Linked DNA regions of Homo sapiens: region 1 is linked to region 2. The links are chromatin loops, found by intact Hi-C in ENCODE. Cell type or tissue: heart left ventricle. All regions are shown on one strand. Links, peaks and the distances in the headings refer to the core of each region. The heading gives the core; the rest is flanking DNA.

The links. Hi-C counts contacts between places; a loop is a spot of excess contacts. Peaks named below come from ENCODE experiments on the same cell type or tissue, not always from the same donor. Only the 100,000 strongest peaks of a DNase experiment are listed, where the experiment ranks them.
Region 1: it touches region 2 in a loop (6-fold over the local background); 2 of 110 quality-filtered maps call a loop at or near these places.

The regions. Positions count from the first base shown.
Region 1 is chr15:94,175,647-94,188,521 of GRCh38, reverse strand. No RefSeq gene overlaps it. Among named protein-coding and RNA genes, the nearest start is that of MCTP2, 49 kb to the left of the region's middle. In heart left ventricle, for the core only: no CTCF peak of the experiment used is centred there; no DNase peak of the experiment used is centred there.
Region 2 is chr15:94,310,348-94,321,558 of GRCh38, reverse strand. It overlaps MCTP2 (multiple C2 and transmembrane domain containing 2), which reads right to left. Exons shown (of 23, transcript NM_001385001.1): 3 at 7,215-7,277; 4 at 5,922-6,030. Among named protein-coding and RNA genes, the nearest start is that of MCTP2, 84 kb to the right of the region's middle. In heart left ventricle, for the core only: no CTCF peak of the experiment used is centred there; a DNase peak (open chromatin) is centred at 7,549.

The DNA of each region.
Region 1 (12,875 bases), core at 3,239-8,238, 130 kb after region 2:
CTTTTATTTTGTTAAGGTATATTTTCAAGTTTTTATTATGAAGGGATGTTAAATTTTATCAAATGCTTTTTCAGCATCAATTGAAATGATGATATGATTTTTATCTTTCATTTTGTTGACATGATGTATCACATTGATTTGCATATGTTAAGCCATTCTTCCATCTCTGGAATAACTCTCACTTTGTCATGATGAAAGATCTTTCTAATATATTGTTGAATTTGGTTTGCTAGTATTTTGTCAAGTATTTTTACATCAGAATTCATCAGAGCTATTGGCCTGTAGTTTTCTTTTTTTGATGTGTCTCTGGTTTTGGTATCAGGGTAATACTGGCCTCATAGAATAAGTTTGGAAGTATTCCCTTCTCCCCTATTTTTCCAAAAAGTTTGAGTAGGATTGGTATTTGTTCTTTAAATGTCTGTTAGAATTCAGCATGGAAGTCATCAGGTCCCAGGTTTTTCTTTACTGGGAGACTTTTTATTATGGCTCCAATCTCAGTACTCATTATTGATTTGTTCAGGTTTTAGATTTCTTCATGGTTTAATTTTGGTAGTTTGTATGTTTCTGGGAATTTTTAAATTTCTTCTAGGTTTTCCAATTTATTGGCATGTAGTTCTTCACAGTAGCCATTAATAATCCTTTTAATTTCTGTAGTATCTGTTGTAATGTCTTCTTTTTCATTTCTGATTTTATTGATTTAGACCTCCTCTCTTTATTTCTTAGTTAGTCTGGCTAAAGATTTGTCCACTGTGTTTAACTTTTCAAAAACATTTTTTTGTTTTATTGATTTTTTATATTTTTTAATTTCAATTTTATTTATTTCTGATCTGATACTTATTGCTTCTTTTCTTTCCCTAATTTTGAATTTACTTTGTTCTTGCTTTTCTAGTTTTGTTTGTTTGTTTGTTTGTTTTTACTTTAAGTTCTGGGATACATGTGTAGACTGTGCAGGTTTATTACCTAGATATGCATGTGCCATGGTGGTTTGCTGCACCTATCAACCCATCATCTAGGTTTTAAGCCCCACATGCATTAGGTATTTGTCCCAATGCTCTTTCTCCCTTTGACCCCCATCCTCTGACAGGCCCTGGTGAGTGGTGTTCCCCTCCCTGTGTCCATATACTTTGCCTACTTTTTGATGGGGTTGTTTTTTTCTTGTAAATTTAAATTCCTTGTAGATTCTGGATATTAGACCTTTGTCAGATGGGTAGATTGCAAACATGTTCAGTGCCCTATCCTGCTGTGACTGAGCTGGTATCCTAGATGCAAGACAAAGTCCTCCCCAGGAGGTCTCTTTTGGAGCCATGAACTGTGTAGTCTGGGACTAGGGGAGGGATGATGACAGCACTCCCTTAGCTGCCCCAGGCAGCATCTCAGTAGGTCACATGCTCCGCCTCCACAGTCCACTGTCTCTGGGCCTATTTCAGCCCTAGGGCTTGCCTAAGAGTTTCAGTCCTTATGGCCTAGACTGCCTTTCAAGTTTGCTTGGAGACACAAAATGCTGTAGCCCTTAGTGGCTAGGTTTGCAGGCACTCAAGTTCGAACCACTAGGGGATTCCCTTCTGGCTATGAGTGTGGTAAATGCTTCTCCATGGGCGAGCATCAGCTGAGTTTGGTCTGGTTTTTCTTTCTGCTCTAACAGGACAACACTGAGTTCAATTCCTCACAATTTCTGTTAGGAAGCAGGCCACACCACAGGAGGTGAGCTGCGGGCAAGAGAGTGAAGCTTCATCTCTATTTACAACTGTTCCTCATTGCTTGCATTACCACCTGAGCTTTGCCTCCTATCAGATCAGCGGTGGCATTAGTTTCTCATAGGAGCACAAACCCTATCGTAAACAGTGTGTGTGAGGGATCTAGACTGTGTGCTCCTTATGATAATCTAATCCCTGATGATCTGAGGTAGAGCTGAGGTGGTAATGCTAGTGCTGGGGAGCAGCTGCAAATAATAAATGCACAGAGACCATAATAAATCAACTGCTTGCAGATTCATATCAAAACCCTATCAGCAAGTGGCAAGTGACAATTAAGCTGCTTCCAGTGGCAGGCTTTATAGCAGCAAGTGAGTTAACGTACTTCCATTGTATGGCTACGTCTGGTGGCAGGCCTTAAATCAGAATCCAGCACTTATTTTAGTCCATATGTGGTCCGTAGAATATTTACCACTTTCGTCTGTGCCTCTTTTCCTCACTGCACACTTACCTCAGTTACAGTTTTGGTAACCCCACAAGCTAACCCTAGGCAAAATGAGTAAAAAGCAAATATCACCAGAGAGCTTCTTTGAAAAGGGGGAAAGATCTAATGGTGAGACTCTGAGACCGCCAACAAAAAGAAAGCTGCGTTTAAAACAAAATACCAAGAGTCCTATTTAGAGTACAGGTTCATTGCAACAGGTGATTCACATTCTTCAAGAACGCTTTGTATAATATGTGGTAACTAGCCATCCGACAAAGCCATAAAACCTGCAAAACTGCTTCACCACATGGAGACTAAGCACCCTGCATTAAAAGACAAGCCTTTGGAGTTTTTTTTTTTTTTTTTTTTAAATGTGAACAGGAAGAACAGATGCAATTATTGAAGGCCACCACTTCATCAAATGTGTCTGCATTGAGAGCAACATTCTTAGTGGCTAATCTCATTGCTAACGCTAAGAAGCCCTTTACTATTGGTGAAGAGTTGATCCTGCCTGCTGCTAAGGACATTCGTCATGAAATTTTAGGAGAGGCTGTAGTTCAAAAGGGGACACGTGTTCCTCTTTTGGCTGGCACTGTAACTAGATAAAGTAATGAAATAGCAGAGGATATTGAGACACAATTGTTAGAGAGAATTAATGAATCACCATGATACACAATCCAGGTTGACAGGTCTACCGATGTTGACAAAAAGGCAAAAATGATTGTTTTTGTGTTATACATTTTCAGGTGGATGTGCATGAGGATATGTTATGCGCACTTTTGTTGCAGACAAACACCTGCAGAACTATTCAAGTCTTTGAATGATTACATATCAGGAAAACTGAATTGATCATTTTGTATCAGTACATGCATGGATGGAGTGGCTGCCATGACTGGACAGCTTTCTGGTTTCACTACTTGGGTCAGAGAGGTCACTTCTGAATGTGAATCTATGCACTGTGTCAGCCATACAGAAATGCTGGCTAGCTGAAAAATGTCACCTGAACTTAAAAATGTTTTGCAGGATGTGATTAAAATTATCAACCACATTAAAGTACATGCCCTTAACTCACATATGTTCACACAACTCTGTGAGGAGATGGACGCAGAGCACACACAGGTCTTATGCACAGACGTGAGATGGCTTTCTAAAGGTAGATCACTGGCCAGTTTTTGAATTATGAAAGCCACTCCAGAGATTTCTTTCAGAAAAACAGTTACCACTGGCAGCACGTTTCAGCGACACAGAATAAGTCTCAAAACTTGCTTCCTTGGGTGATATATTATTCAACATGCTACACAAACTCAATCTGTCACTTCAGGGGAGAATGACAACTGTGTTCATTTCAGTAGATAAAGTGGCTGCATTCAAAGTCAAACTGGAATTATGGGCAATGAGTGAACACTGGGATTTCTGACATGTTTTAAACACTTGCCCAGATTTTGAAAGTGATGGAGGCAGGGCCTTCTTACACCAGGTGGTGCATGATCACCTAGCTCAGCTTTCAAAGGAGTTTGAGCATTGCTTCCCACCACAAAAGACCCCCAAACTGGGAAGGAATGGATCCGTGACCCATCTGTGAATAAGCCAGGCGAACTGATGGTGTCCATGCTAGAAGAGGATCAACTGTTTGACACTGCAAATGACGATAGCCTTAAAAGTATGCTTGAGACTACAAATCTCCATACGTTCTGGATTAAAGTCAAAGTGAAATATCCAGAGATTGCCACAAAAGCACTGAAAAGCCTGCTTCCATTTCCAGCATCCTGTCTTTGTGAAGCAGGGTTTTCTGTAGTGACAGCAACCAAAACAAGATTACTGAGTAGACTGGACATAAGCAAAACACTTCAGATGTCACTGTCTTCGATCATACCCAGAGGAGATCATCTAGTTGCAGGAAGACAAGCTCAGGACTCCCACTGGTTCTGTTATGGTTACATAACAATTATTTCATTATATATTACAATGTAATAATAATAGAAATAAAGTGCACAATAAATGGAACGCTCTTGAATTTTGAATCATCCCCAAACCATCCCCTACCCTCAGTCCAGGGAAAAATTGTCTTCCACGAACTCAGTCCTTAATGCAAAAAAGGTGGGAGGCTGCTGCATTTAGAGCTGCAAATTTACCTCTCAGCACTACTTCATCTGTGTGCCACACATTTTGGTATGTTGTATTTTTATTTTTATGCAGGTTAAATATTTTATATTTCCTTTGAGACATCCTCTTTGATTCATATATTATTTAGAAGTGTGGTTTGAGTTTCTAAGTGTTTGAAGAGTTTCCTGTTATCTTGCTCTTAATGAATTCTAGTTTTATTCTCCCGTGGTCAGGTAACACACTGTAATGATTTCAGTTGTTTTAAATTTTCTGAGGTTTGTTTAATGGCCCAGTATATGGTCTAATTTTGTATACGTGTTATGGGCAATTTAAAAGAATGTGTATTCTGTTTTTATGGGGTGGAGTGTTTTATAAATGTCAATTAGATCCCTTTCGTTGATGGTATGTTGAATTCTTCTACACACTTGCTGATTTTCTGTCCAGTTATTTTATCTCTTGTTGAGAGAGGGGTGTTGCGGTCTCCAACTGTACTTGTAGATTTGTCTGTTTCTTCTATAATATCTACAAGTTTTATTTCACATGTTTTGGAGATTTGTATTTAGTGTTACTATGGTTTTTTGATTGATCCTTTTATCATTATATAATGTGTTTCTGTTAATTGTATTTGCTCTGAAGTGCACTTTAGCTGATATTAACATAGCCATGCTTGCTTGCTTTTGATTGCATGATGTATCTTTTTACATCTTTTTACCTTTAACCTGTCTGTATTACTATATTTGAAGTGAATTTCTTATAGCATTAGGTAACATTTTTAGATCCACTCTGCCAATGTTTGTCTTTAAATCTGTTTATTAGGACCATTTATATTTAATGTAAATATTAATATGTTAGGCTTATGTCTACCATTTTATTATTTGCTTTTTGTTATCCCTATTTTTCATTTCTGTTTTCATTTCCTGACTTTCTGTGGGTCACTTGAACATTTTTTTGAATTCAATGTTGATTTTTCCATAGTCATTTTTTTTCTCTTTTCGTGGAGATGAGGTTTCACTATGTTGCCCAAGTGGGTCTCAAACTCCTAGTCTTAAGCAATCCTCCTTCCTTTGCCTCCCTAAGTGCTGTGATTAGAGGCTTGAGCAGCTGCAGTCAGCCCTATAGTGTTTCTGAGTATATCTCTATGTAGTTCTTTGAGTGGTCATTCTAGGTATTACATCATATATAAAACATACACGTATATTTGCATATATATGTACACATATACATTATATATATGTCAAACGTATGTAGGTATACGATGTATATCTTATTACAGTCTACAGATGTCATCATTTTACCAGTTCAAATGAGGTATAGAAAACTTCTCTCTCTGTATGTCCCTTTACTTTCTCCTGCTCATAATACAATTTTCTTAAACATGTTCTCCATACATTTAGAGCCACATCAGAGTGTGTTATAATTTTTGCTTCAACTCTGATTAAAAATCAAGAGAAGGAAAGGCTATTGTATTTACCCATATTTTTTGCTTACTCTATCCTTTCTTTTCCTGATATTCCAAGGTTTCTTTTTTCATTATTTCCTTATATTTGGAGGACAGCCCTTGCCATTCTTTTAGGATAGGTCAGCTGGTGACTACTTCTCTTAGTTTTCCTTATTCTGAGAATTTTTATTTCCCCTCCATTCCTAGAGGTTATTTTCACTGGTGTAGATAGAATTCTGTTAAACCTACCAATGGAGGTGCTTTTTAAATTTGTTTTGTGGGGTGTTTTTGGTTTTGGTGTTTTTGTTTTTGCTTTTTGTTTGTTTGTTTTGTTTTTGCTATTGTATTTTTCACCTCAATTTTTTTTTTTTTTTTTTTTGAGATGGAGTCTTGCTCTCTTGTCCAGACTGAAGTGCAGTGGTACAATCTGGGCTCACTACAACTGCCACCTCTTGGGTCAGTGATTGTCCTGCCTCAGCCTCCTGAGTACCTGGAACTACAGGCCCCTGCCACCATGCCTGGCTAATTTGTATATTTTTGGTAGAGACAGGGTTTCACCATGTTGGCCAGGCTGGTCTCAAACTCCTGACCTCAAGTGATCTGCCCACTTTGGCCTCCCAAAGTGCTGGGATTACAGATAGGAGTCACTGCACCCAGCCATAAAAGTCTTCATTTGGGCCAGGCGCGGTGGCTCACGCCTGTAATCCCAGCACTTTGGGAGGCCAAGGCGGGTGGATCACGAGGTCAGGAGGTCGAGACCATCTTGGCTAACACAGTGAAACCCCATCTCTACTAAAAAAACACAAAAAAATTAGCCGGGCTTGGTGGCACACGCCTGTAGTCCCACCTACTCAGGAGGCTGAGGCAGGAGAATGGCATGAACCCCGGAGGTGGAGCTTGCAGTGAGCCGAGATCGCACCACTGCGCTCCAGCCTGGGCGACAGAGTGAGACTCCAACTAAAAAAAAAAAACAGTCTTCATTTGGTTCTTATTTGTATCTTCCATTTTTTGCTGAGATTTTCTAATCTTGTATCTATTCAACTGTCTTCATAATTGTTCATTGAAGCAATTGTGTGATGGCTGCTTTAGATTCTTCATCAGATAATTCTGATTTTTCTATCACCTCTGTGTTGACATCTATTGATCGTCCTTTATCATTCTGTTTGAGATCTTCCTGGTTCTAGGTGAGATAACTGATTTTCGGTTGAACCTGGACATTTAGGTTATATATGTTTTGAGACTCTGGATGCCATTTAAGCTTCTGTTTTGGCTGGCTTCCTCTAACACCACTCTGGTGAGAAACAGGGGACTCTAGTAAGCGGTAAAAGTCCAGTTCCCTACTAGGCCTAGGTTGTTACCCTAGCAGAGAATGTCTTTATCACTGATGGGCAGAGGTGGGAATTCCGGCTCCACACTAGGCCTTCACTGTTACATCCCCGGCTAAGAGAGGTAGGAATGCCTCAACACTGCTCGTCAGATAACCTTCACTGATGCCACAGGGCAGGGAGTGGCCTCCTTAACACTGAGCGATGATGAAAGTCCCGATTGTAAGTCTTCTCTGATATCACCTCTGCTGGCAGGGTGAAAACCAGGTTCCCTGTGTGGTCTCCACTTTTACTGCAGAAAGAGGGGACATCTTATTACCACCTGCAGGGATGAAATTAATTCTCAGTTTTCTATTCTATCTTCTGTAACATCACCCTGTGGTACAGAAGTGAGATATCTCCTTACAGCCTGGCAAGGGTAAAGTCTAGGGTCCCCATCTGGTCTCGGCTGTTATAGGGGGTAGGATAGGGCTATGGTTCTTTCTGTGGCATTCTGCCAGAGTAGTTATTGTCTACACGTTTTCTGTCTTACTAGGTTTTCCTTTTTCTAGTCCTTTGGCTAAGAAGACCAAGCTATTTGTTGGAACTCTTTTTTTTTTTTTTTTGGTCTGTGCCCATTGAAGTCCAGATCCTTCTGCTCCAATCTTAAGAAATATGAGGCAAAGAGAAAATCCAAGGAACTCACCCTTGTGTCATTCCTTAGGTCCTGAGATCCCTAGTCAGTCTTTCTTCTTCTCTTTAGGTTTCAGAGTCTTACTGTTTGTTTTACATGATGATGTCCAGAATTTTAGTAAAAAATTAAAAATGCATATATTAAATATATACAATATGTTTTGGGATACATATAATGGTGAGCTGAATACTACAGTCAAGTTAATTAACATGTCCATCTCTTCACAGTTAACGTTTTGTGTGTGTGTGTGTAGTAAGAGCATATAAGATCTCTCTTAGCACATTTCAAGTATATGAGTATATATTAATAATACAATATAGTCCCCATACTGTACATTAGATCTCTAGAACCTATTTATCCTACATAACTGAAACTATTATAGACTTTGACCAACATGTTCCCATTTCTGCTACACTCTGCCTGTGATAATCAGTATTCAACTCTGTTTTTATTAATTGAACATTTTCAGATTCAATTATTTTAGATGTGAGATTATGCATTATTTCTCTTTCTGTGTCTGGCTTGCTTCACTTAGCATAGTGTCATCAGATTTATCCATGTTATTTCAAATGGCAGGATTTTCTTTTCATTTAAAACTAAGTAATATTCCCTTGTGTGTGTACATATATATTATATTTCTTTTTCCTTTCATCTGTCAGTGGAAACTTAGGTTGTTTTCATATTTTGGCTGTTGTGAGTAAAGCTGCAATGAATATGGAAGTGCAGAGATCTCTTCAAGATACTGATTTCATTTCCTTTGGATCGATATCCGGCAGTGGGACTGCTGAATCAAATGGTAGTTCTAGTTTTAATTTTGTGAGGGACCTCCATAGTGTTTCCCATAGTGATTATACCAATTTATATTCCCACCAACAGTATACAGGGGTTCCCTTTTATCCACATCTTTACAAACATCTATCTTTCATCTTTTTTGATAATTGCCATTTTAATAGGTGTGAGCTGACATTTTTATTCTGATTTTAATTTGCATTTCCCTGATGATTAGTGATATTAAGCACTTTTTCACATACCCATTGGCCATTTGCATGTCAACTTTGGAAAAATATCTGTTAAAGTCCTTTGTTCATTTTAAAATCATATTATTCATATTTTGCTATTGAGCTATATAAGTTTCTTATAGATCTTGCATATTAACCCCTTACTAGATATACATTTTCCAAATATTTTCTCCCAATTCACCCCAATCCAGGTTGCTTTTTCATTTTGTTGATTGCTTCCTTTGCTACGCAGAAGCTTTTTAGTTTGGTGTGATCCAACTGGTTTATTTTTGCTTTTGTTGCCTGTGCTTTTGGTATTATAGCCAAAAAAACATCATAGCCAAGAACAATGCCAAACAGTTTTTCCTCTTGTCTTTTTCAAGTTTTATGATATCACATCTTACAATTCTTTAACTCATTTGGAGTACATTTTTGTGTATGGTATAAAATAAGGATTAAAAGTAATTGTTTTGTTTGAGGATATCCTGTTTTTCTAGTTTTATTTATTTATTTATTTATTGTATTTTAATTTTTTGAGATGGAATCTCACTCTGTCACCCAGGCTGGAGTGCAGTGGTGTGATCTCAGCTCACCGCAACCTCCGCCTCCCGGGTTCAAGCAATTCTCCTGCCTCAGCCTCCTGAGTAGCTGGGACTACAGGCATGTGCCACCACGCCTGGCTAATTTTTTTGTATTTTTAGTAGAGACGGGGTTTTACCATGTTAGCCAGGATGGTCTCGACCTCCTGGCCTCGTGATCTACCCACCTTGGCCTCCCAAAGTGCTGGGATTACAGGCGTGAGCCACCACACCCAGCCCAGTATCATTTATTGAAAAAACTGTCCTTTCCTTTTTGTATATTGGCTTAAAGCCCAGAACCTCTGAACATGATCTGATATAGGAAAAGAATCTTTGTAGGTAAAATTCAGTATCTTGAGATGAGCTCATCCTGGATTTAAAGTGGTCTCTGAATCCAGTGATAGTTGTCCTTATAAGAAAACAGGACTGAGAGGGGAAGGCAATGTGAAAATGGAGGCTGAGACTGAAGTGCTGCCAGTATAAGCCAAGGGAGGCTAAGGATTGCCAACAGCCAGAAGCTTGGAGAAATGCATGAAGCGAATTCTCTCTTGGAGCCTTCACTAGGAGTCAACCCTGCTAATGCCTTGAGAAACATTTGGCCTCCAGGACTCTGAGAAAATAAATTACTGTTGTTTTAAGCTATTGAGTTTTTGGTGATTTATTATGGCAGCCTGGGACATAAATACAACTTCCTAATTTGAATGAGGCCCAGAACAAAAGAAGGATCCCTAGATGGTCCAGGTTTCAGTTCAGGCATATCCAATGAGTGCTACTTTAAGTTTTGGGGGTAGAGCAAGATACTGTATGCATAAAACTATGATAAACCCCAATAGGAGAATCTCAGACTACTGGGGTTTTAAGAAAAGTTATGCCTTCTTCAGTAAGAACTTATTCCTCTTTGTAGAAAAGAGTTTATGGTTTAATTATCTGCCTTGATAAAAACTCCTGGTGATGGAAAATTGGATGATCATAGGATCCGAGTTACCTATTGTCTTAGTCCATTGTGTGCTGCTATAACAGAGTAGCTGGGACTGCATAATTTATAAAGCATAGAAATGTATTTCTCACAATCCTGGTGACTGGAAAGTTCAAAACTGATGGAAGTGAGGGACTTCTTGTTATGTCATAACATGGCAAAAAACATCAAATGACAGAGACGCAAACAAAGACAGGGAGATTGTGTTAGTTTTCACACTTTTATAAAGAACTACCTAAGACTGGGTAAATTATAGAGGAAAGAGGTTTAATTGACTCACAGTTCTTCATGACTGGGGAGGCCTCAGGAAACTTGCAATTATGGCAGAAAAGGGAGTAGGCACGTTTTACACGGTGGCAGGCAAGAGAGAATGTGTGAAGGAGAAACTGTCAAACACTTATAAAACCACCAGATCTCCTGAGAACTCACTCACTATCACGAGAACAGCATGGGGGAAACTGCCCCGATTATCTAATCACCTCCCTCCCTCGTCACCCGGCGATTACAGGTTCCTATTCTGACATGTGAGGATTACAATTAGAGATGAGATTTGGATGGGGACATAGAACTAAACCATAGCAGAGGTAAAGAGAGAGAGAGAGAGAGAAAGAAAGAACTTCAAACATGTCCTTTCATAAAAATCCCACTTCCTGGATACCAGCGTTAATCCATTCAGGGGATCAGAGCCCTCATGATCTAATTACCTGTTAAACGGCCCCCCTTCCAACACTTCTGCACTGGGATCATGTTTCTAAAACATAAACTTTGGGGAATATATTCCAATCATAGGACCCATTATGAACTGCATGTCTAATCCATGTAGCAAAACGTCATGAGGAAGTGGTGTATAGATATGAGGCCTGCACAAGCCCTAAAGGCACAAATAAATTACATCAACACATGACTCGCATTTGTTGCATGCCTACTCCCACCAACCGTATCATGAAAGATTATCTATTACACTCTGTATGCCAAGAGAGCAAGTGGCTTCTTCAGATTGCTAAATGTTTCCATCCAAGACTGTGATAGAGTCATGGAAATAAATCCTAATTCAGTCCAACCTGAAAGGGCGGGAAAAAGGAGGTATCCTCCTGAGTCACTGGGGAAAAGTCCATGATATTGTTCTTGATTATAAACTGGATTATGATAAAGATGCCAGAAAAACTGCTGAAAGAAATTCAACAAAGATCCCAGAGAAATGCAGAACATCAGAGTATAGGTGAAAAATATGATGAGGGAAAGAGATCAAAGGAAGGGGAGAAAGGGTGAAGAAGGCTTGAAAACAAAGTGAAAGGGCCCAATGGGAGCAAGAAAACAGATGACTTTCCAGAGCTCAGTTAACTTTATCTAGGTGGCTTTCCTGGGGAATGCCTGGTCATTTTTCTGAAGGAATTCCTGAAATAGGAGGGGGCATGGTAGAAATGACAGGAGTGTCTGAGCTTAATGACAACTTGGTGATGCTGAAGTTCTCAAAGCTACATAGTCTCCAGAAGTTATGGTGGCTTTCTAGCATATGGCACAGAACCTAACAGGTAAGTTGAAGTAACAGAACAATCCAACATTTACCACGGTGTTTAATACTGGTACTCCAACCAGATCCCCATGGATTCCCCTTATTCTATTTTTAGGGCCCCAGAACTTTGAGGAACTTTTGGTCTTAAGAGCCAGCGTATGCTCTTCTTATTGTAGAGGACTGTTCATGGCAGAGTCTGAGAATTTACTTTCTCCTAAACCAACGATGGGTTTGGAAGTTTTATAATCCTGTAACCCTTACCAAGGGACAGCACAGTGGTGAGTTCAACAGACACTCCTGTGGGAGAAACTGAAGCAACTCCCTGAAAAACTTGACCTGAAATCTTGCTCCTGCTTGGCTTCCCCATTCTTTCACAGGTTTCCCTTGGGATTTCTTTATTGTAGTTTACCTGTACAACACTCCCCATCCTTTTTTTTTTTTTTTTTTTTTAAGACAGAGTCTTGCTCTGTCACCCAGGCTGGACTGCAGTGGTGCGATCTTGGCTCACTGCAATTTCCGCCTCCCGGGTTCACGCCATTCTCCTACCTCAGCCTCCAGAGTAGCTGGGACTACAGGCGCCTGCCACCGCGCCCGACTAATTTTTTTGTATTTTTAGTAGAGACGGGGTTTCACCATGTTAGCCAGGATGGTCTCGATCTCCTGACATCGTGATCCGCCCGCCTTGGCCTCCCAAAGTGCTGGGATTACAGGCGTGAGCCACTACGCCCGGCCACACCCCCCATCTTAAAGTCTGCTTTGGGGGCAGTTGGCTTCTAACACTAATCAAGCTCATCAGTAAATAAACTTTCAAATTTAACTATCTAATAGGGCTTTCTCTGGCTTAGAGATGGCCGCCTTCTTGCTGTGTTCTCACATGGTCTGTCTTCTCTGCATGCCTGCATCCTGGTGCCTTTTTGTGTGTCCAAATTTCTTTTAAGGGCATCAGTCAGATTGAAGTAGGACCTACCCCAAAGGCCTCATTTTAATTTAATTACCACGTTGGAGGACCTGTCTCCAAATACAGTCACATTCTGAGAGACTGGCTGTTGGGGCTTCAACATAGGAGTTGGCAGGGGACACAATTCAGCCCTTGAGA
Region 2 (11,211 bases), core at 4,890-9,889:
TGAGTTCTGTACTGGGAGTCAAGAACATGGCCAACTTGCATTATGATTATTCATTAATTACTATAACAACATATCTATTGCCTATTTTCTAAATGTAGGCCACTATGGCATCTATACATCTTTATTAATAATAATAGTACATATTTATGGGGTACACGTAATATTTTGATACATGCATACAATGTGTAATGATCAAATCAGCCTAATTGAAATATGCATCACCTCAAACACATCATTTGTGTTGGGAATATTCCAAATCTTCTCTTCTATTTTGAAATATACAATAAATTATTATTAAGTATAGTCACCCTACTGAGCCATTGAACACTGTAACTTATTCTTTCTACTGTATTTTTGTACCCCTTAACCAACCCTTCTTCATTTTCCCCATTCCCACCCTTCCCAGCCTCTGGTAGTAAGCATTCTCCTCTCTGTCTCCACGGATCAACTTTCTAGCTCACACGTGAGTCAGAATATGGGATATTTGTCTTTTTGTGCCTGACTTATTTTACTTAACATTTTGTCCCCCAGCCTCATCCATATTGTTTTACTTTTTTCAGTCCTTACAATCACATTATGAGGCAAGGTACATCACACCCATTTTAGAGAGGTTATGTAAGTTGTACAAGGAGGTCACAAAGCCAAGTAGTAGACCAAATCCAAATCCTCTTCTTGTCCCACTGAGCCACCCAGTCTGCTCTGAATCTTGCCTCCCAACGTGACCCTCAATAAGTCATTCAATTTTTGTGCTTCCATTTCCTGAATTAAAGCTTCCATTAAATCAGCAGCTGGACCAGGTGACCTATATGAAAGTCATCTTCATCTCTGAAATCATATAAATCCTTTTTGCTGACTTTCATCACCAAGCCCCAGAAGAACACCAGTGTAGTGCCCATTTCACTGAGGAAACCCAAGACATGCTTGTTGAATAAGGGAGTAAGTGACTAAATACTGTTCATTCTGAAAAGGTACTTTCCCTTGTATAACAGGCCTCAATGCTCCTTAAGTCCAGCACTGAAGTTGGATTTCTTCAACGAAGAACTAAAATTTATTAAAAATATTCTGTGTATAAACCATCAGTTATAGCACAGGAGGGCATACAAAGATTAATAAACTAGGGCCAGGCGCAGTGGCTCACAGCTGTAATCCCAGCACTTTGGGAGGCCGAGGCGGGTGGATCACAAGGTCAGGAGATCGAGACCATCCTGGCTAACACGGTGAAACCCTGTCTCTACTAAAAATACAAAAATTAGCTGGGCGTGGTGGCGGGTGCCTGTAGTCCCAACTACTTGGGAGGCTGAGACAGGAGAATGGCGTGAACCCAGGAGGTGGAGCTTGCAGTGAGCCGAGTCTGTGCCACCGCACTCCAGCCTGGGCGACAGAGCGAGACTCCATCTCAAAAAAAAAAAAAAAAAAAGATTAATAAACTATTCTCCCTCCTAATACAGCACTAAGATTGTAATAGAGCAGATCAGTCATTTCCCCAATTAAGGATAAAGGTATATGTTTTATAAAGGTAAAATCTTATAAGATTGAGGTGAGACAGAGCTTATGCCTGTGAAAAACATAAAAGACTGCATAGGACAAATGCCATCTGAGTCTGTATTGAAAGATACTTCCTATTGCAACAATAAGCTATTGGTTTAGTATCTACAGAATTGGAGAACACGTTATAAAGACTAAATATTGTAAATGCATAGATAAGCCAAAAACATGTTATAGTTAGTACTTTAGCATATCACACAGTTTCTTAAACCTGTTTTAATTGGGTTAATACTAAATTAAATTATATTCCAATACAAATTAAGTAAAGCTGAGACCAATGACAGACAGCAAACAGGTAATGAGAAAAAGCCCCAGGAAAATACAATGTCTGGCTAACATAATCAAGAGTTGAAACTCTACCTCTAAGGAGAAGCATGGGTTTCTTCTCATGTGCCGACACCCACCTGTGACAGGGACTGCCTAGAGCAAAGGTTCTCCAAGTGTGGTTCCTGGGCCAGCAGCATCAGCCTTACCTGGGAACTTGTTAGAAACGCAAATTCCCAGGCCCCACCCCAGACACACTGAATCAGAGAGTCTGTGTGCGGGGCTCAGAGATGTGCATTTTCATTAGTTCCTAAGACTCTTCTGAGGCTCATTCAATTTTGAGAACTATTGGTCCAAAGGATTGTGTTAGATAAAACTTCTGAGTCTGGGTTGGGTTTTGTAGAAAATAATGCTGTATTGAAAAGTGACGCTGTACCTAGGCAAAGGAGGCAGGAGTGAGGGAGCACATGTATTAGTAATGAGGACCCCTTCTTGAACCCACAGTAGACACTCAAATGCCGTCTTGCCCTGAGCAGGCTCAAGATCATACCTTCATCTTAATACTTGTGATAATCAAACAGAAGTTGACATAGTCAGAGCATAGGAAGGCATCCCCAAGGTATAAAAATGAAATAAAAAATGTTGAAAGAGTGGGGTATTTTCTTAACAGATAACAATAAAGCATCCCCAAAATGAAAGAAAAAAAAAAAAACCAAGAACAATTACTACTGGTTTCAAAAGAAATGGGGACTGAAACAGCACAGTTTATGACCTAGACTCCTTATTAGGTATTTACATTTGGATTATATTAGGTTTGCACAAAATAAAAGCCAAATTCTCACATGATGTTTTGACTGTGATGAAACTCTGCAGAGAGAGATGACAATGGCTGGGGTTAGAGCAGACTTTGGTCTTGAAACAGCAAGATATGGAGCAAGTGCACATAAGCCCTATTGTATCATTTTCCGATGTGTGCAACGGCTTCATCATCTAATCAGTGTACTGACCATCTACTCGGAATCTGCTGTAACTGCATCAGTTTGATAGAGAAGTATAGTATTGCCTGACAGCAGTGAGGGAGAAAGAACTAGAAAAAAATGGAGAAAGCTAGAAAAGGAGTAGTTGGCCAACAGAAGAGGTCCAGGGCCTGTATATATCCCTAAACTTAAAAACTATTGGCCGGGCGTGGTGGCTCACACCTGTAATCCTAGCACTTTGGGAGGCCAAGGTGGGCAGATCACAAGGTCAGGAGTTTGAGACCAGCCTGGCGAAACTCCGTCTCTACTAAAAATACAAAAATTAGCTGGACATGGTGGTGCGTGCCTGTAATCCCAGCTATTTGGGAGGCTGAGGCAGGAGAATCGCTTGAACCCAGGAGGCGGAGGTTGCAGTGAGCTAAGATTGTGCCACTGCACTCCAGCCTGGGCGACAGAGCTAGACTCCGTCTCAAAAAAAAAAAAAAAAAAAAAAAAAAAAATTTTTTTTTTGAAGAAATTCCATAAATGTAAAACAGGACATGTAGCTTGAGAACATTTTCTTCCTAGTAATGTAAAATACACACTCTCTAGAACACTCTTCTACTCGCCAGAGAAATGGTTACAAAATGAATTTGATAATCATTTTTGACAAAAGTAACCACTGGACACTGTGCCGGATCAGGGTAAGAATCAGGATATCTGTGGGAGGCACCCCTACACTGGTTTATGATTACATCTTTCAGATATTATTTCAGGCATAAAATGCTATCTGCCCCAAGCCATTAAAAAGAACACAAGAGATGCAGTTGTAAAAATAGATACATTTATAATAATAATAGAAATGAGAAGGGATACACTTGATAGGTAAGAAATTATGACTTTGATTAAAAAAAACTATTTACCAACAAGTAGGCAATAATTTTTTCACTATTTTAAAATGCTACATCTGAGAAAACATGAGCAAGAGAGAGAGAAATTTTAAGAAAAAAAAGGACATACTTCATACAGTTCTGAAAGATGAAAGCCACATGAGATCAGTTCATGAAAGAATCCATATCCAGAGACATGAGCAGTAGAGAGTCACAGCAAAGATGTTTCTGGGTAGTGGTGGAGTGGGAGGGTAGGAGGGTGGAAGGGTGTATGGCAGGTGAACCACGAATGCTCCAGGCTTGGAGGCAGCAGGTAAGATGGCCAGTGCAGCTCAGTGTGACTGGTGGGTTCAGCACAAAAAGAGAGCTGGATGGGCCAGCACTGTCCTATGCCTTGAGGCTGAGCAATGCCCGGCAAAGGCACCTGAAAATAAGCAGAAGCAGATAGCACAGGCGTATGCAGAGAGAAAAGCTTTAAGTGGCAGGTGATAACCAGGAGGAATGGGAAGAACCTAGCCTGAACTACCGGCTCACCCTGTCCTGCAGCATGCCCCGGCTCTCCTCATCATCACCAAATTGCAGGACATAGTAAGCAAAAATAACATCCACAGATGGGGGAAGAGAAAAACACAAATAAAATGATAAGCAAACCGCTCCAGAGAATCAAACATGTAAAAGAAAATAATGTCCTAAATGGGAGACAGTCAATACATTAAACTGATATCCAAGAAATAGAGCAGCAAGCAGGATATTTTAAATGAATACTTAATATTCTCAAAAAGGGATGGGATTGTCAAACAAAATAGGTTATAAAAATGAAAAACATAACAATTGGTAAACAGAACAGTACAATGTAAACAACTGACAAGAAAATGAGCAAGCTGAAGATCAAGCTGAAGAATTCTTCCCGAGAGGAAAAAGTCATGGGAAAAATGAAAAAGAAAACCTAAGAGACATAGAAGACAGATCAAAGAGTCAATAGACCCTTCCTTTATTGAAAAGATGTTCCAAAACAGAATAGAGAGGAAGCAACAGGAGAAACCGTCCAAGAACCGAAGCAAGAAAAAGAACTCTTTAGAATAAAAAGGCCTCAGCTACTGAACCAAATAAATAAATAAATATCATAAAGAAAAAAACAGATATATTTGCCTACAATGAAATGAAAAACTTCTAAAGGACAAAAGAGGCCATACAATTAAGGATAAGCAACAGACTGGGAGAAAAATATTTGCAATATATAACTAATGTCAATGCTGAAAATTATGAAGAATTATAAAAATTTAGAAGAAAACACTCAATTGAATACTGGACGTTATATAAGTTAATGCCTGCCATCTTCCCAACAGCCTGTAAGGTAGGTGAATCTTACTATCCTTGTTTTACAAATAAACAACCCAAGGCATCAAGTGGTCAAGCAACATTTCTCAGATCCAACAGCCATGAATGGAGAAGCCAAGATCCGGGCCCAGGTAGTCTAGCTCAACTGTCTGCTCTTAACCACATGCCATTTTAATATAAGGTTTAGCCTTATCTGTGCACAGAAGCATATACAATATGTTCATTACAGCATCATTTATAGTGCAAAGACAGAAGGAAAAAAACAGCTACCACCAGTAGAGAAATAGATAAACAAAACATTATACATTATACATAATGCACATAGTTATACATTAAATAATACGTAGTATTTAAAAGAAAGGCAATATATGTACATGGAAAAGCATGGTCAATTTTGAAGACCTGTACATTTAAAAATATACAGGTATGTATTTATGGCTAGGTAGAGACTTGTAAAAGATAAATAAAACAATCACAGGCAGACACTAGCTATTAGAGGGAGTCCAGTGAGATTTCAAAGCAGAAGGGAGATAGTTTCAAAGGCATTTCTGTCAATGTGTACATCTGATGACCTTATACTAAGGATGGGCTCACATTTTTCTCATGAATAATTAAAGTAGGATTGAGGAAACATTTTCTTGAACAGTTGCCATAGGCCAGGCGTAAAGCTATCAGAGTTATCTCATTCCATTCTAAAACAACTTCACGTGATGATTCGTATCATTAACCTAATAATAAAGAAGGATAGTAAGGTTTAGTGTGTTTAAATGATTCACTGCAAATGTCTTATACCTGGAGAGACTTAGATTTGAGCCACTGTCTATCCTAAACCATGCTGTGATGTCAAAGCCTGACTGACAATATTGATACAAGGACAGAGAGAAAGAAGTTTCCAGGCTACACCCACCATAACAGACCCAGGTCTTACCACAGCGATCTCGGACAACCAGGTTCCGGCCTTCCTTCAGGTGTATGGTGAGGAGGTACGCAAAAGGGCTGGGGAGGTTACTCAAGCCATCACTGGCTTCCCCCGGTACCTGCACAGATGGAGAAGGCAGTTAAGACAGTATGTCTTGGGCCCAAGCAAGAGAATTTCAGAAATACTTCTCGATTTTGGAGGGAAAAAAGAAAGGCCACTATGATGATCGACTGTCATCCCCAACTCCTCCTCACTATGACAACTTGGTTACCCTGCTTTATTAAAAAGTCCCTTACATTTCTCCCCAGTGGGATTTTATCAGTATTCAGAAGCAAATATGATTACATCTTTGCAAGGTTAGCCTTCCAAGAATTAGATAACCAACCTCTGAAATACCCTCATTAAATTACTGCAGGATCCCTTGTTATAAAACTCAGGGTAGAGCCCCAAGAGAGGCAACAGGAGGAAGAAGTGCAGCTGCAGGCCTGGCTCCCAAGAACATGTGTCCCCGCTTCCAAGTTCAGATGTAAGATGCCCCGTCCTGTTCTCCACCCTTCCCACCAACCCCCATCACCTCTGTAGACTTCCATGTGTAGTAAAATTTCAGTTCTGGGCACTCAGCTGATGCCCCCACAAGCCCACATGTCCAACTGACACATGCTCTTCCCTGGGTCCCCAAAGGACATTGTCTCTGTCCAGTGCTCTCCCGGCTTTTCCACCCTTCTCTTTCATTCTCTGGCACCCACTCTTAGTGTCTCTTACTCTAATCCTCACAGTCTCACCTTCCCGCAACTCAGTCACTTCCTCCTCCAGAAATGCATCAACTCCTGCTGGCCATATTGTAGAATTCAAGTCTGTTTTTGAATATGTATTACATGAGCCCAATTAAATTTTTGAGTCATTTCAAACTTTTGACTGTCCTTAAAGGGAAAAGGGCAAATAAAATCATTTATCATTCACTTATTGGACATTCAATTAATCGATCCTGTGGCTAAGCCACCCTTGACAGCCTTCTTTTGAAAGTTTCAAAGCACTTCAAACTGGCTTTATCTGCCTTACTATCTCACTCAATTTCATAGTTACTCTGTATTTTTAGAAGAATCTATCCCAGTCTGACAAATCAATAGATACTGAATTAATCTCCTCCAGCGAAAATTTGCAAGGCCTGGTTTTGTAAGTGGATACGGTTTGGCATTTTTTTTTTTTTTTTAGCAATAAAAGAGGCAAAAAAAATACAAACCCAAACATTTGATGAGAAATATCTACAACATTTAATGTTTCTTTTTAAGGAATGCCACTCACAGATTGTTCTTCAAAATGTTGAGATGTCATAGAAGCATTCAGGTCACTGCTTCCACATAGCTTCTGCAAAGAAAAAGAAAAAAAAATCTGCTTTACAAAAGCAAATTAATACCAACTCAGGAAGATACCCTCTATCAGGTCTTTTCCTTTGGAAATCTGATATTTGCATATGCAGCTTCAGTGAGGGCCGCCTTCCTGTTTGTGTGGCAAGGAGACGTGGATGCAGAGGTGTCATCCTAGCTGTGTCCTCTGCCGCCTAAGTCACTGGATAAGAGGAACTGCACGCCCCTGCTGGGCCACATGGCATCCCTAGTTCACCCACATGTTTAGCATGCAAATAGCTTTGTTCCCAGAGAAAGCAGCGGGGCAGCACAGCCACTGTGCCAGATCCCTCCCAAGTGGGCCAGCCCGGCCCCCAGCCTCCGATGTGAAACGAGCAGCTCAGGATCCAGAGAATCGAGCATGTCCGTTCGGAAGGAAACGTTTCAAAGAGTGATCTGAGAGACATTCCTCAAGCCATACCTTCATGGGGCTAGCAACTGGTCAATCGCCAAACCAAAACTGGGAAATGCAAATTCTGAACAGATGACCTCAGAATGAGAGGTGTCTATGTTTCCCAGTATTTGTTTGTTTGTTTTTTTTTTTAGACAGAGTCTCACTCTGTCGCCCAGGCTGGAGTGCAATGGCATGATCTCGGCTCACTGCAACCTCCACCTCCTGAGTTCAAGTGATTCTCCTGCCTCAGCCTCCCGAGTAGCTGGGATTACAGGCACCTGTAACAACGCCTGGATAATTTTTGTATTTTTAGTAGAGATAGGGTTTCACCATATTGGCCAGGCTGGTCTCGGACTCCTGACCTCGTGATCTGCCTGCCTCACCCTCCCAAAGTGCTGGGATTACAGGCGTGAGCCACCATGCCCGGCCCCTATGTTTCCCAATTTTAAAATGCTTCTCGTACCCAGGAAATGAGTCCACAGGGCAATGACACCTGCATCATGCAGTAGTTAGTATGGGGCACAGATTCCTCAGTTGTGTCAGCTTTTATAGGCACAAAGGAGATTTTATCTGTTTCTGGAACTTTAACAGAGTTTCTGGGCTGAATGTGAGGACAGCTGCCTGCAATGAGAGGCAGAGTGGAGGGGGGACATGGGCAAATGGCCTCCCAGCAATTTGAGGATATTCCTGTTTGGCACATTAGCCAGGACTGATTGCGTCAATGAAAACCACGGAATTTCCCCTCCAAAGACGACTGGATAACTTCATTGCTATGGGCCAATTTGGAGATGAGAGGCAGCCCCGGAGACAATGCTTAGGAAACCATGAGCCACTGCGGGTAGGGGCACTGATGACATTTGTCCTTTCCATGCACAGTGACCACCTGGACATGACTCAGACATCCAGCTTGATGGCAGGCTACCTTCCGAGACACACATTCGCTCTGTCCAGTGCAGCTTCAAGAAGCAACAAAACATCCAGACCAGGGGGCAAATCTTCAGCACCCACGAGAAATGGTGAGGAGCTGCAAACAAGGACGGGCTTTCTGGCCCACTGCCTCTGCATGCAGTGACATCGAGAAAGGCTGCAACTGGGCAGAAACGAGCCCTGAGTACAAGAAGGAATGGAGCCTCATGGGGCTAGGACAAAGAGGCCCTAAGGTTCTTGTAATCTGCGGTTCTTACCCTTGCCTCTTTCCCCATCAGTCCCAGGTTTAATGTCCCTAGACTGTGAATACACTGTGTTCAGTTCAGGTTAATTCGCACAGGATCAAGAGTGATTTCAGACACAAGCTTTTTCTAGGGCCCTGGCACTATAGCCACTATATGCCTCTGACTGAGGAAGTACCACCACTGCCTAGGCAGGAAGACAGCCCTAACTCTCAATGTGGCTTGATGACAGACAAGAAAAGAGGCTACAGGTCCTTTGCCAAACAACCTCTCCCTTAGTTCTTGGTATCTCCTGCATGTGTTATGTATAAAAGGACCCCCAGGTGAGTTGGGCAGTACTCTCTGAAGTCCACTTTATGCCAATAATCAGAACCTTATTCAACTTACTGAATTTCCCAATATCAATAGATTTATTTGTATGTGTTTTATACCATACACTATCATTTCCCAATAATGCAATCAAATGCAATCGTTCTGCCTGATTTCCAGCATCAATAACCATGCCTTCACATGCAGAGCCAAGAGTAAACGGTGCTGATGCTCTGAAGCCTGAAAAATCACATGCTATGGTCTCCAGTTCTATTAATTGAATCAATGCTCTACCTAACCAATCCCATTTTGAAGATAATTCCACAAAACTATTGGGATCCACTAAAGTGGATAATAACACTTTTGATTAAAGTGTTATGTCATTAGCCAAGGATAATGATGGTCTTGTATCTTCTACTTTCAAATGGAGGAGTGGACAGAGGTATGATTAAACCGTATCACCCCTCAGACTGGACCATATATATTCTCCCAAGTTGTCCTCACTGTACTGAATGATGATGTTAATTAAATGACAAAATTAATCCACCTAACCACCATCATTTACATGTTATCAAAAATGAAAACAGAGCTTTTATTCAAATATGTGATAAGTCTTCCACTTATAACAACAAGGAAATTCAATGTGAGCAATGACATTAATTCAACATTATGGCTGGTTTTACTCACAGAAAAGTCACAGAACTTAAAGTTATGGTTCCCACAGCCACCGTAACTGTCACACACCATATATAAACACCAAGATAGGAAAGTGATTACCATAAAGAACAGCAAAATGTTCCATATGCACAGGAGGATGGAGTTACAGCCGCTGGGGGACACATAACTTTGGATATTCCCCCACACTCTTGCATAGTGCCTGTGGTATTATTCGTTGAGTAGAAGTTGCATTATTTTCACCTGCTTTATAAACCTAGAAACTACATCACTAACTTACTTTTTTCATTAAAAAGAGAAGAATTAATATTTATTTCATCAGGAATACCCCAGAATACCAATATTACGAGATTTTTAAAAAATGTTCCTAGGCTGAGTGTAGTGGCTCATGCCTGTAATCCCAGCACTTTGGGAGGCCAAGGTGGGCGGATCACCTGAGGTCAGGAGTTCGAGACCAGCCTGGCCAACATGGCAAACCCCCCCATCTCTAATAAAAATACAAAAATTAGCCGGGTGTGGTGGCGTGCACCTGTCATCCCAGTTTCTCGGGAGGCTGAGGCAGGAGAGTCACCTGAACCCAGGTTGTGGAGGTTGCAGTGAGCCAAGATCATATCACTGTACTCCAGGCTGGGCAACAGAGTGAGACTCCATCTCAAAAATAAAAAAAAAAAAAAAAAAAAGGAAAGTTCCCAATAAATGTAACCAAGCACTGTGGATTCCCTTAGTTTTTTGTTTATGTTTGTTTGTTTGTTTTTGAGACAAGGTCTCCCTCTGTCACCCAGGCTGGAGTGCACTGACATATTCATAGCTCACTGCAGCCTCGACCTCCTGGAACTTTAAGCCATCCTCCTGCCTCGGCCTCCTGAGTAGCTGAGATTACAAGTGCACACCATCACACTTGGCTAAGTTTTGTTTTATTTTATAAATATTTTAGAATATAAAAATTTTTAAATAGATATATGTTGTAGTATTATATATTATTTTATGTTATGAAATATTTTATAATAAAATAGTTTTATTTATTTTATAAATTTTCTTACAAAATTTATTTTTATAGAGATGCCTTCTCACAGCTGCCATAACTGTCGCACACCAGCCCAGGCTGGTCTCCATCTCCTAGCCTTAAGCGATCTTCCCGCCTTGGCCTCCCACAAAGCACTAGAATTACAGATATGAGCTACTGTGCTTGGCCTTTTTAAAAAAAATTTACTTAAAAAAATTAACACACTGTAAAATTGACATTTTCCATGTGTACACTGCCATAGTTTTAAACACCTGTATATATTTGTATAACCCCCACCACAATCATAATAATAGAACAGTTCTACCACCCAAAAAAATGCCTCTGT